Linked DNA regions of Mus musculus: region 2 is linked to region 1. Evidence: chromatin loops called from intact Hi-C (ENCODE). Cell type or tissue: heart. All regions are shown on one strand.

Region 1 (5,000 bases):
CACCCTAACTGCAGAGAGCACACTCATTCTGTTCCCAACCAAGAGCAGGACACTAAGTGACTCCACCCCACCCCAAGGCTAGGCCAGCACTCACCTTCTGGAACAGGATGCCTGGCGATGCTGTCATGGAGCAAACACCGTCTGTATATCAAGCTCTGGCAGGACTGGTAGGTTAGAAAGCACCTGAAAGAAGACAGGAGCCCAGTCAGAGGACGCTCCCTGGGCCCACAGTTACTAGGGCAATGTTTTCCTCTGTGTGACCAAATCTATACCAGCACTCTCTGAAGAGACACAGAACCTCTCTGCAGAAAGTCCTAGAAGCACTCCTCCCTAACTGCATTCTTGGTATTATAAACATATCATATGCAAACATATCATATGCAAAGTCACTCTCTTTACTTTTCAAGATAAGGTATACAAAACATCTTTAAGAGCCCTTAGGTTAGCTGGGTAGTGGTGGCGCACGCCTTTAATCCTAACATTTGGGAGGCAAAGGCAGGCGGATTTCTGAGTTCGAGGCCAGCCTGGTCTACAGAGTGAGTTCCAGGACAGCCAGGACTACACAGAGAAACCCTGTCTCGAGAAACAAAAAAAACCAAAAAACCAAAGGAAAGAGCCCTTAGGTCAGCTGTTCTCATCCTGTAGTTTGAGACCTAGGAAAGGTGTTGAACAGTCCTTTCACAGAGGTTACCTAAGACCATTGGAAAACAGATAATGTAACTATCAATAGTGATTCATAACTAGCAAAATTAGTTATGAAGTAGCAATATAAATAATTTTATGATTGTGGGTCACCTCAAAATGAGGAAATGTATTAAAGGGTCAGAGCATCAGGAAGGTTGAGAACCACTGCCTTAGGCACTGGGGTGGAGAGATAGCTCTGAAGGTACGAGCGCTCGCTGTGTAAGCGACTCCAGCACTGATGTAACAAGTCATTTGGGTTCCCACTGGCATCTATAGTCCAGTACAGAGCAGGACAGAGATAGAATCACTGGGGCCTGTTGTCAGGCAACCTAGCAGAAAAGCGTGAGGTCTAGTCCAGAAAGGGGCTTTGCAGCAGCACTATAAAGTGGAGAGTGATAGAGGATTCTACACACAGAGTGAACATAGACCACACACCATGTACACCCCCACTCCACCCCCCTTCTCTTTAGGTACTGAAGATAAAATCCCCTGTGAGGATACAGTCACTTGATGGCTGCACATCTGTCCCAATCTGTCTAGCAAGCTGGCTGCTCAACAGATGGTACTTTGATGACAAGCCTAAAACTCACCCAGTATTAGACTGCCTGCCACTGTTCTCTCCCTTCAAGGAAAAAAGTCTGAACAAACTAAAAAGCAAATGTGTCCATGAGAGAAGCAATCCGAGAGCACCGATATGATGGAAAGCCCCGGTTCTACCTCTGTTAAGAACTGACTTCTGGCTGGGCAGTGGTGGCGCACACCTTTAGTCCCAGAACTTGGGAGCAGAGGCAAGCACATCTCTTAAGTTGAGACCTACATGGTCTACAGAGTGAGGACAGCCAGGGCTACAAAGAGAAACTGTGTTTTAACTCCCTCTGCCACCCCTAAAAGAGAAAATGGAAGCCTGGTTAGACATTGTGGCACATGCCTAGGAGGTTGAGGCAGGAGGATTTTTATGTTTGAGGCCAGCCTAACAATATGGAGAGATCTGTCAACAAAATAAGAAAGAAAATGAGTAAATGCTATGTGTCGTATAGGCCTGCTTTAGTTAGATAAATCTAACATTTCTGCTGAGTAGTAGCAGACACTGCTTTAGACTTCTGCGCTCACACAAGTGCCTAGTCCTAAGGAAGGGTATTAGGCAAAGGTATAAAAGTGCCTTGTGTGGTGATGCATGCCTTTGATCCCAGCACTCAGCAGGCAGAGCTTTCTGAGTTCAAGGCCAGCTTGAGCTTCAGGAAAACCCAGCCTTTAAAAAAACAATCAAACAAACAAACAACAAAAAGAATGAAATGGGTTATAAGGAAAAAGCAGCAAAGCAAAGGAATCCTAGCACTAGGTGGAGCACGTGCATATGTGAGAGAAGCTGAGGGAGCATTAGGAAACCGACTGTGTCCCTGCAGATGCCAGCCAGCAGGAGGCCATACTGACCTGAGCAGGTGGCCAGTTCTCCTGAGCTCAGAGCAGACATGAGGTCGTGAAGAGGCAAGAACAGGCTGTGAGAGGCTGCAAGTCTCTGAAAGAGTTTTAGCTTTCCCATCAGACGGTTAGCTCTTGGAGAGCTTTTGTTGGTTCTGTACCTTGCAAATGCTAGAAGTGTGCTCTCAGAGACCCACACCCCAGCCCTAGTGGAGAGTACTGAGGACTGCTGTGACAAGAGCAGACAAAGACTGAGTGTCATAACTACAACTGCAGAGAACTGACTGAGGGCTGAAGTATGGGAACAGCAGGCCCAGGTGGACGATAGCTGTCATCATGTGCATGAACAATGTCAGGGTCTGGGAGAGGGCTATGGAGGCAAAAATGAAGTCAGGGTTTGATTCCACATGAAGTCCCGCAGCAACACTTAAATAAAGATGCCAAGCAGGCAGGAAGTTAACTTGCAAGTCTTGACTGAAGCAGATGCAGGTGTATCTGTGTACAACCAGTAGTAAGAGAACACTTTAGTAATCGTGTGTGACCAAAGGCTAGGCCTAAGGATAGGCACTGTGGAGATGACATAGGAGCTGCACAACCAGAAATGAAGTCAGAGGCTGGAGGAAAAGTAGGAAGCATGGTGTCTTGGGAGAAGGTGATGACACATCTCATGGAGGGAGCAAAATTGAGGGCTCACCAAGGTCACCTCTAAGGCCAGACTAACAGGACAGCATTCTTTCATTATGAAAACTATTGTTTTTGCCATCTGACAACTTCACACACACACAGAGCATTCTGATTATTCTTTCTGATGCCCTCTCATCTCCTCTCCAATGCCTGTTACTATGAAACATAGCCAAAAAAGGCACACAAGTATAATCTACGACCTCAACCCTGCAAGGCAAATGGCAGTCCAAGCAAGCACAGACAGTTGTACCCATCAAGCAGAAGGGCCCTGACCGGTGGTTCCGTGCTGCACAAAACTGAGCCATGAGGGTGAGCAGCCCTGGAGGCTTACCGGAGCCAGATGTGCCCATTGGAACAAACAGCTTGCTTGCGATCTGTGAATGGTAAGATCTCCTTACACAGACTGCAGCGCTCAGGGAAGGTCTGTTTGTTCATCTTCTTGGAGATATGTCCAATCAAGACCTGGTAAGACATCACAGGTGCAGAGTGAAGAGCGAATATGGGTTTCTGGGAGTGAAGGCTACTCACAATGAATACAGGATTGTGCCAGGATAGTAGAGGTATACCTCTACAGCTAAGCTGCTGCCCAAAGAGCTCAAAACCTGCACCTTCAACCAGTATTAACAGCAAAGAAAAGTAAACAGATCCAGCGACCTCAACCAGTAAGGTGGACTTTACTCAAGGGAGAAACCTCTAAAAATCAAGCTCTCCTTTCTTGCTTTGTTTTGGCTGTTTTAGTAGTTTATAGTTTTTACTTATGGTGCTTTCAAAAGGAAATCCATAATCTCCCTAGTGAAAAATGTGACGTCTGTAAAAACATAGAAATGTATAGTCTTTAAAAACATTTCTTTTTAAGATTTTGTTTGTATGTGTGCCACTTGTGTGCAGGTGCCCACAGAGGAGCCCTTGTAGCTGGAGCTACAGTGGCTGTGAATCACCAAGTGGGCACTAGAATACCCTGGGTCCTCTAGAAGAGCAGGAGGTATTTATAACTGCAGACCCTTCCCTCCAGCCCACAAAGTTTAGTCTTTTGTCAGAGTTAAAGTTACTTCCCCTTCTGAGGGCTCTAAGACAGACTGGCCTAGTAGCACCTGAGATAACCGTGAGTGACCCAGCATGGGAGAAATAGGTGCTGTTCTTGGCCTTACTAAGAGTGGTGGTGGTGGTGGTGAGACTGAATGTGGGGCCTTGCAGGCACTGCTACCACTGAACTCCATACCTGTCTCTTTCAATGTTTAATTCTATGACAGGGTGGCAGTAAGCTGTCCAGACAGTCTTGAATTTGCTATACTTACTCCTACCTCAGCCTCTGGAATAGCTGGATTAGACAACAGGCCTGTGCTTCCAGACCTGGTTTAAGATTACATTCTCTAAGAAAAATGTCTGAAAAAATCTATGTCTATTTTATTATTTGCTGACCCCCCCCCCCCCCGGCCACACACACACCATACTGCCTTATAGGCATGGGGTATATATACACCAACCCTTAAGCCACTTCTTTTATTAATAACTCATGTCCTTCCCAGGTTTTAATGTATTTATGCTTTACCTCTTCTGGCAGTTTACAAGATTTAGTAATTTGGTTAATTAACTCACCCAAATCTCAAAGGGCATCTTAACTGCTAATTTGAGCTAGTCATTTCAATTCTTCATATATAACTTACACATTTGTGTGTGTTTGTGTTTGAGAGGGTCTCACTACGTAGCCCTGGCTAGCCTCAAACTCAGAGATCTTCCTGCCTCTGCCTCTTATGTATTGGAGGCATGCACTACCATATCCAGCTTAATTCACAAATTTAAATTACTTCTTGGTCTAAATTTTTTGGCTTTCAGAATTCATTTATAGTCCTTCACATCAAGGACAAACATCTCTTATCCAGACAAGCATAGCATCCCATGTGTGAAGCAGTGACGCTGTCCAGTGTTCTCAAGTAGGGCAGAGTTGGGCCTAAGTTCTATGTGAGGAAGAACTGCTTCTACTTATTCTTTGTGGCCTCAATCACCAAAGTCAACTGTTTAGTTTAACTCCTGCATTCTCAGTGACAATACTTCTCAAGGAGGGGAATAAAAATTGCTACTTTTTTATATATAAAGCACAGATACACTTATGAGGCATAAACAAATATACAATAGGCCTGTGGTATTAACTATTAACAAGCCATGGCAGGAACTAGGAGAAGGGGAAGTGGGGCAGCTGGGGGTGAAAACAGGTT
Region 2 (5,000 bases), 220 kb after region 1:
ACCTAAGCCTCCCAAAAGGAGATACATTTGATGTCAGCAAACTTCCTACTAGCCTCAAATGCTTGATTCTATGACTTTATTTTACAAATGTACGATCTTCTTATTTGTGACATAAACCCCCACAGGAACAAAAAAACAAAGTCGGTAATAAATTATGAAAAAAATCAGGTGCCCTGATCATTTGTACGTTCCGAGGGTGCTGGATTCAGTCAATCCCACCCCTGTACTGCAGCCTGCCTCTCTGGGGCGACAGAAGACTCAAAGCTGTCAGTGGAGCAAACTGTGCCGTCTCTCCCCGTAATTGTATTGACAGGATATCAGCCAAGTTGCTGCGGCGGGAAGGGTATGCTCTGACAGGTTTTGTGAGGGAGCCTCGAAGGCTATTGTGGCAGGATTCTATGTTGAGTCTCAGGATTCTAGGGAAATGAGAAGCTGGGTTCTTTCTCAATTTAATTTTAGGCTTCCCAGAGAGTTTCGCGGAAGGAAAGCTGGCTGGCTGCACAGCACTTGACAATGGAGAAGCCCTTGCCAATGAAAACTATTTACATTATTTTTTGTGGTTGCATAAAACACCATCTTGACTCAATTAATTGCCATTAAATCAGCAGTTGGCTTGGGTTTCAGGACGAGACCAGCTGCTGAGTGTTTATAGATAAAACACCTGCTAGCAAACCTGAGGTTTCTCCTTTTCCTCTGGTTGCCGTGGCTTCATGAAGTCATGGTTTTGAATAACTGATGCAGATACAGTCTGGTAAATTCCACGGGTAGAAAATACTGGGGTTAGGTTTCTTCAGCCAGTGTCTCTGTATTTGAAGTAGAAAATGAAAGAGGAAGAAGAAGAGGAGGAGGGAGAGGAGGAAGAGGGGGAGGAAGGGGAAGAAGAGGAGGGGGGAGGGAGAAGAAACAAACAATCATGGGACCTATCCATGAGGAGAGTCAATATTTCTAGGGTGATGGATTCCTCTCATAGAGATGTACTTCTTTAGGCCCAGGAACAGACAAGGCTAAAATACACCTCAGTTCCCAGTATTTCCCCAAAGACACTCAGACCCAAGAGCACCCACATGATGAGGAAGCTATTCACCCCAACAGTGGGGCCAGCAAAACTGGCACCCCCTTAAAGGAACCTATAAATCAAACTCAATCAAAATGACAGAACTGTATACATATTTTTTGATGTTCTAAACCCCTAACTACTTGTAATATTTCCATTTTCTTTAAGTCTCCCCCACCCCGTGTTTCAGAATTCAATTTGTTTTTTCACATAGAGAAAGTTGTGCTGGGCTTTTAGGCGTGGCTTTTAAGCCAGCTCTGTCAGAAACTGGCGTCAAAGCCTTGCAGACATTTCCCCATGCACTGGTTTATAAGGAGTATCTGCAACAGGGAGAAGCTGGCTTCTTTTTCACATTCTCTCTCTGGCAACTTTTATACAGGCTGAGTTTTGACGGAAGATCTTACAGGAAGGGGTAAATACTGAATGCGGACATCATCATCCTAACAGTTAGCTGAGTTTCAAACACCAAAAACAATTGGAGGAAAAGACTGCCCCCTGGTGCCACTTGTACCAGAGTGTCCCAAGCCCTGTCACCAAAGCGCATCAGGATGTGGCCCCTGCCATTGGTCACCAGGGACCAGGACAGCCTGAAAACAGAACCCCACTGGTGGAGCAATCATCACTCATATTTTTAAAAACATGATCATTCTAAACTCCAGCTCTAGAAACAAGGATGGAATTCCTCCTGGAGGCTGTTAAGTTAGCGCCACCTACAGGCCAAATGCTGCCCTTGATTAACCAGGGAGAAGGCAAAGGGGAAGGGGGGCGGCATTCACATATTGTATTTACACACATTGTAGTTTATACACCTACATACAAATGCTAAACATATAGTGAGCAATATATAACACATGTGTGGCCTATATATATACAAGTGCATGCAGTTATATATGTGCCACCTGGAGTGAACGTTACACAAGAATTCACTGTGGAAGTGACTCTATAATGCCCTTCCTCTCATATAAGGAGCTGCACACTAGTGACACCTGATTAAAGCAATGTTGGACTTGATGCACCAGGGCAGGGAGATACGGAGGGGGGACTGCCCTCTCAGAGGGGAGGGGAAGAGAGAGGAACTCTTCGAGGGAGGACAGGGGTCGGGAGAGGGCAGCATTTGGGAGATAGATAGATAGATAGATAGATAGATAAAAGCACTGTTGGAATTTTATCAGGACACCCATTGATAGGCACTGATAGGCCTTGATTTCCTCCTTGGCCTAAGGCAGTGAATTCCAACTCTCTGTCCCAGGTACCTGCTAAGATCAGGAATCCAAGAAGTAAGCAAAACTTGTTCCACTGTGGAAACATCTCAGAGGGGCCAGTGCTAAGGATGCTGCTTCATGGGTTCCCTGTATCTAGCTTCTGTCCTCCTGGGAGCATTAATTAGCCCAGAAAGGTCTAACAATATAGGTCTGCCTATAGTCAAAGAACCCATCAGCATGCCCATACCTCTATGGAACCTGGAAACCGAGGTCAATTTTTAGAAGCACACTGCCCTCTAGCGGCACAAGATAAATTTGCGCCACTAAACTTCAACTTTACTTTTTCGGTCTCCCGGCGCCTAAAGAGGCAGAGCCACGGCCACGTGTAGGTTTTTTTTGGGTTTTGTTTTTGTTTTTGTTTTTCGAGACAGGGTTTTTCTATAGCCCTGGCTGTCCTGGAGCTCACTTTGTAGACCAGGCTGGTATCGAACTCAAAAATCCGCCTGCCTCTGCCTCCCAAGTGCTGGGATTAAAGGCGTGCCCCACCACGCCCGGCCCAAGTGTAGTTTTTAGCCAGACAGGAAAACAGACAAAAGTGCGGAGGACCAGCACCGAAAGGGAAAGTGATCTGTCTATAAACGCTGCTCCCACGCAAGTGCCAGCCACGCCTCCTAGAGGGCTTTGAATCTCACACCCCCAGCACACTTAAGATGGTGTTGTGATACTTTCCCGACAGTCAGTCCCAGAGCACCTGCTGCATAGTAGACCAGAGGTGCTGGGGAAGATGGATCTTGGGTGGCAAGGGCATGGATGGGTGCCTGAGACCTGTCTGTCACCCTGTGGGTACGAGCCCGGTAGAGATTGCCCTATCCATAGTCTTTCCCAGTAGTGGGGAAAGACCCCGCTAACGTGTGCCACTTGAGGACACTGAGGTTCCTGGACTGGCTACGACTGCAGAGGGTCCAGGAGGCCTGTTTCACCCAGAGCAAGTTTCCTACACTGCGCCCAAACCCTGGGCCCCGGGTCCCGAGAGTTCAGCAGCTGGAACCCATCGGCGGCGTCGGTGCCCGCGGAGGGGATGATCGTGCCCAGGCGCTCACCTTGACGATGAGCGGGTTCTGAAACATGGAGTCACGCACGACCCCCAGCCTTTCGTTCTCCATGCCCGTACGGATGTCGACCACCGTCAGCGGCCGTCGGGGCGGCGGGCAGATCTGGCTGACCGTGCGATGCACGGGCTGCTTCTTCTTTTTCCATGCCGTGAGGTCTTTCCCGGGTTTCGCCGGATCAGGCATCCCAGGGGCCTCCGGGATTAGACCTTGGCTGCAAAGCCCACAGAGTTCTGCGCTGTCTGAGGACTCCAGCCCCGAGCGAGCGCGCGCTCCGGGCTGCACCACGGGGACCCTGGGGTGCACCTCGCGGCAAGGCAGGCTCCGGAGCAGAGCGCGCCCACCTGCGGAGCCTCTGTCCAAAGCTTAAACCCCGCCAGTTCTTCGGAGTGATTTGGGCACCTCGCAGCAGACTGAGAGAGGGAAGAGTGTCTACACTACCCCTTTCGGAAAAATGGAACGTCCCGTCTCCTTGGTGACAAGACGCCAACAGCTCAAGAGCTTCCGGTTTTCTTTCTAGAAATTCTTAGCAACCACAGAGACCTTTTAGACCTGTCTCAAATCAACATAGAAAAACCCAAGAATCAAATCTAGGTTGTGTTAAAAGAGAAGAGGTTTTAGAGGATCACTTATCCTTGGCTTCCACCCTCTAACTACCCTACTCTAGTTACAGTTCCCTCCCAAGGGAATCTTTTCTTCTTCTTCTTCTTCTTCTTCCTTCTTCTTCTTCTTCTTCTTCTTCTTCTTCTTCTTCTTCTTCTTCTTCTTCTTCTTCTTCTTCTTCCTTCTTCTTCTTCTTCTTCTTCTTCTTCTTCTTCTTCTTCTCCTCCTCCTCCTCCTCCTCCTCCTCCTTCTCCTTCTTCTTCTTTTCTTCTTCTTTTCTCCTTTTCTTCTTCTTTTCTTCTTTTCTTCTTCTTTTCTCCTTCTTTTCTTCTTCTTTTCTCCTTTTTTCTTCTTCTCTTCTTTTCTCCTTCTTTTCTTCTTCTTCTCTTCTTCTTTTCTTCTTCTTTTCTCCTTCTTTTCTTCTCTTCTTCTTTTCTCCTTCTTTTCTTCTTCTCTTCTTCTTCTCTTCCTCCTCCTCCTCCTCTTCTTTCTCCTCCTCCTTCTCCTCCTCCTTCTTCTTCCTTCCTTTCTTCTTCTTCTTTTCTCCTTCTTTTCTTCTTCTCTTCTTCTTCTCTTCCTCCTCCTCCTCCTCTTCTTTCTCCTCCTCCTTCTCCTCCTCCTTCTTCTTCCTTCCTTTCTTCTTCTTCTTCTTCTTCTTCTTCTTCTTCTTCTTCTTCCTCCTCCTCCTTCTTCCTTCTTCCTTCTTCTTCTTCTTCTTCTTCTTCTTCTTCTTCTTCTTCTCTCTCTCTCTCTCTCTCTCTCTCTCTCTCTCTCTGGGATATGGTACTAACACAGTCGTACTGCAATAGAAATATGCATTCTTAGGCTTGAGGTCAATGCTAATTCAGTGGGTGGTCCCAAGCCAGTTTCCCTGTTGGACACTTCCTCCCACCTCGAAAGAAAAAAAAAATATGGATTAGATCAATAGTGTCTGACTCTGGAATCAAATGGAGGGAAACTGAAAAAGATCATCAGGTTTGGTTCACTGAGTAAGAATATCTGAAAATAAGGCCGGGGAGATGGCTCGGGGTG

What was found. Peaks named below come from ENCODE experiments on the same cell type or tissue, not always from the same donor. Only the 100,000 strongest peaks of a DNase experiment are listed, where the experiment ranks them.
Region 2: a loop joins it to region 1, with 3 times the contacts of the local background. A loop is called at or near these places in 3 of 42 quality-filtered maps.

Annotation. Positions count from the first base shown.
Region 1 is chr2:28,827,384-28,832,383 of GRCm38, forward strand. Gtf3c4 (general transcription factor IIIC, polypeptide 4) reads right to left here. Exons shown (of 5, transcript NM_172977.3): 3 at 3,119-3,249; 4 at 95-183. Among named protein-coding and RNA genes, the nearest start is that of Gtf3c4, 10 kb to the right of the region's middle. In heart, a CTCF peak has its summit at 2,085; no DNase peak of the experiment used is centred here.
Region 2 is chr2:29,051,458-29,056,457 of GRCm38, forward strand. It overlaps Cfap77 (cilia and flagella associated protein 77), which reads right to left and starts at 3,609. Exons shown (of 6, transcript NM_001166705.1): 1 at 3,357-3,609. The coding sequence starts at 3,551. In heart, CTCF peaks have their summits at 1,738 (motif pointing left) and 2,565 (motif pointing left); DNase peaks (open chromatin) are centred at 1,674, 2,784, 2,994 and 3,644; H3K4me3 peaks cover 1,415 bases; H3K27ac peaks cover 702 bases; H3K27me3 peaks cover 955 bases.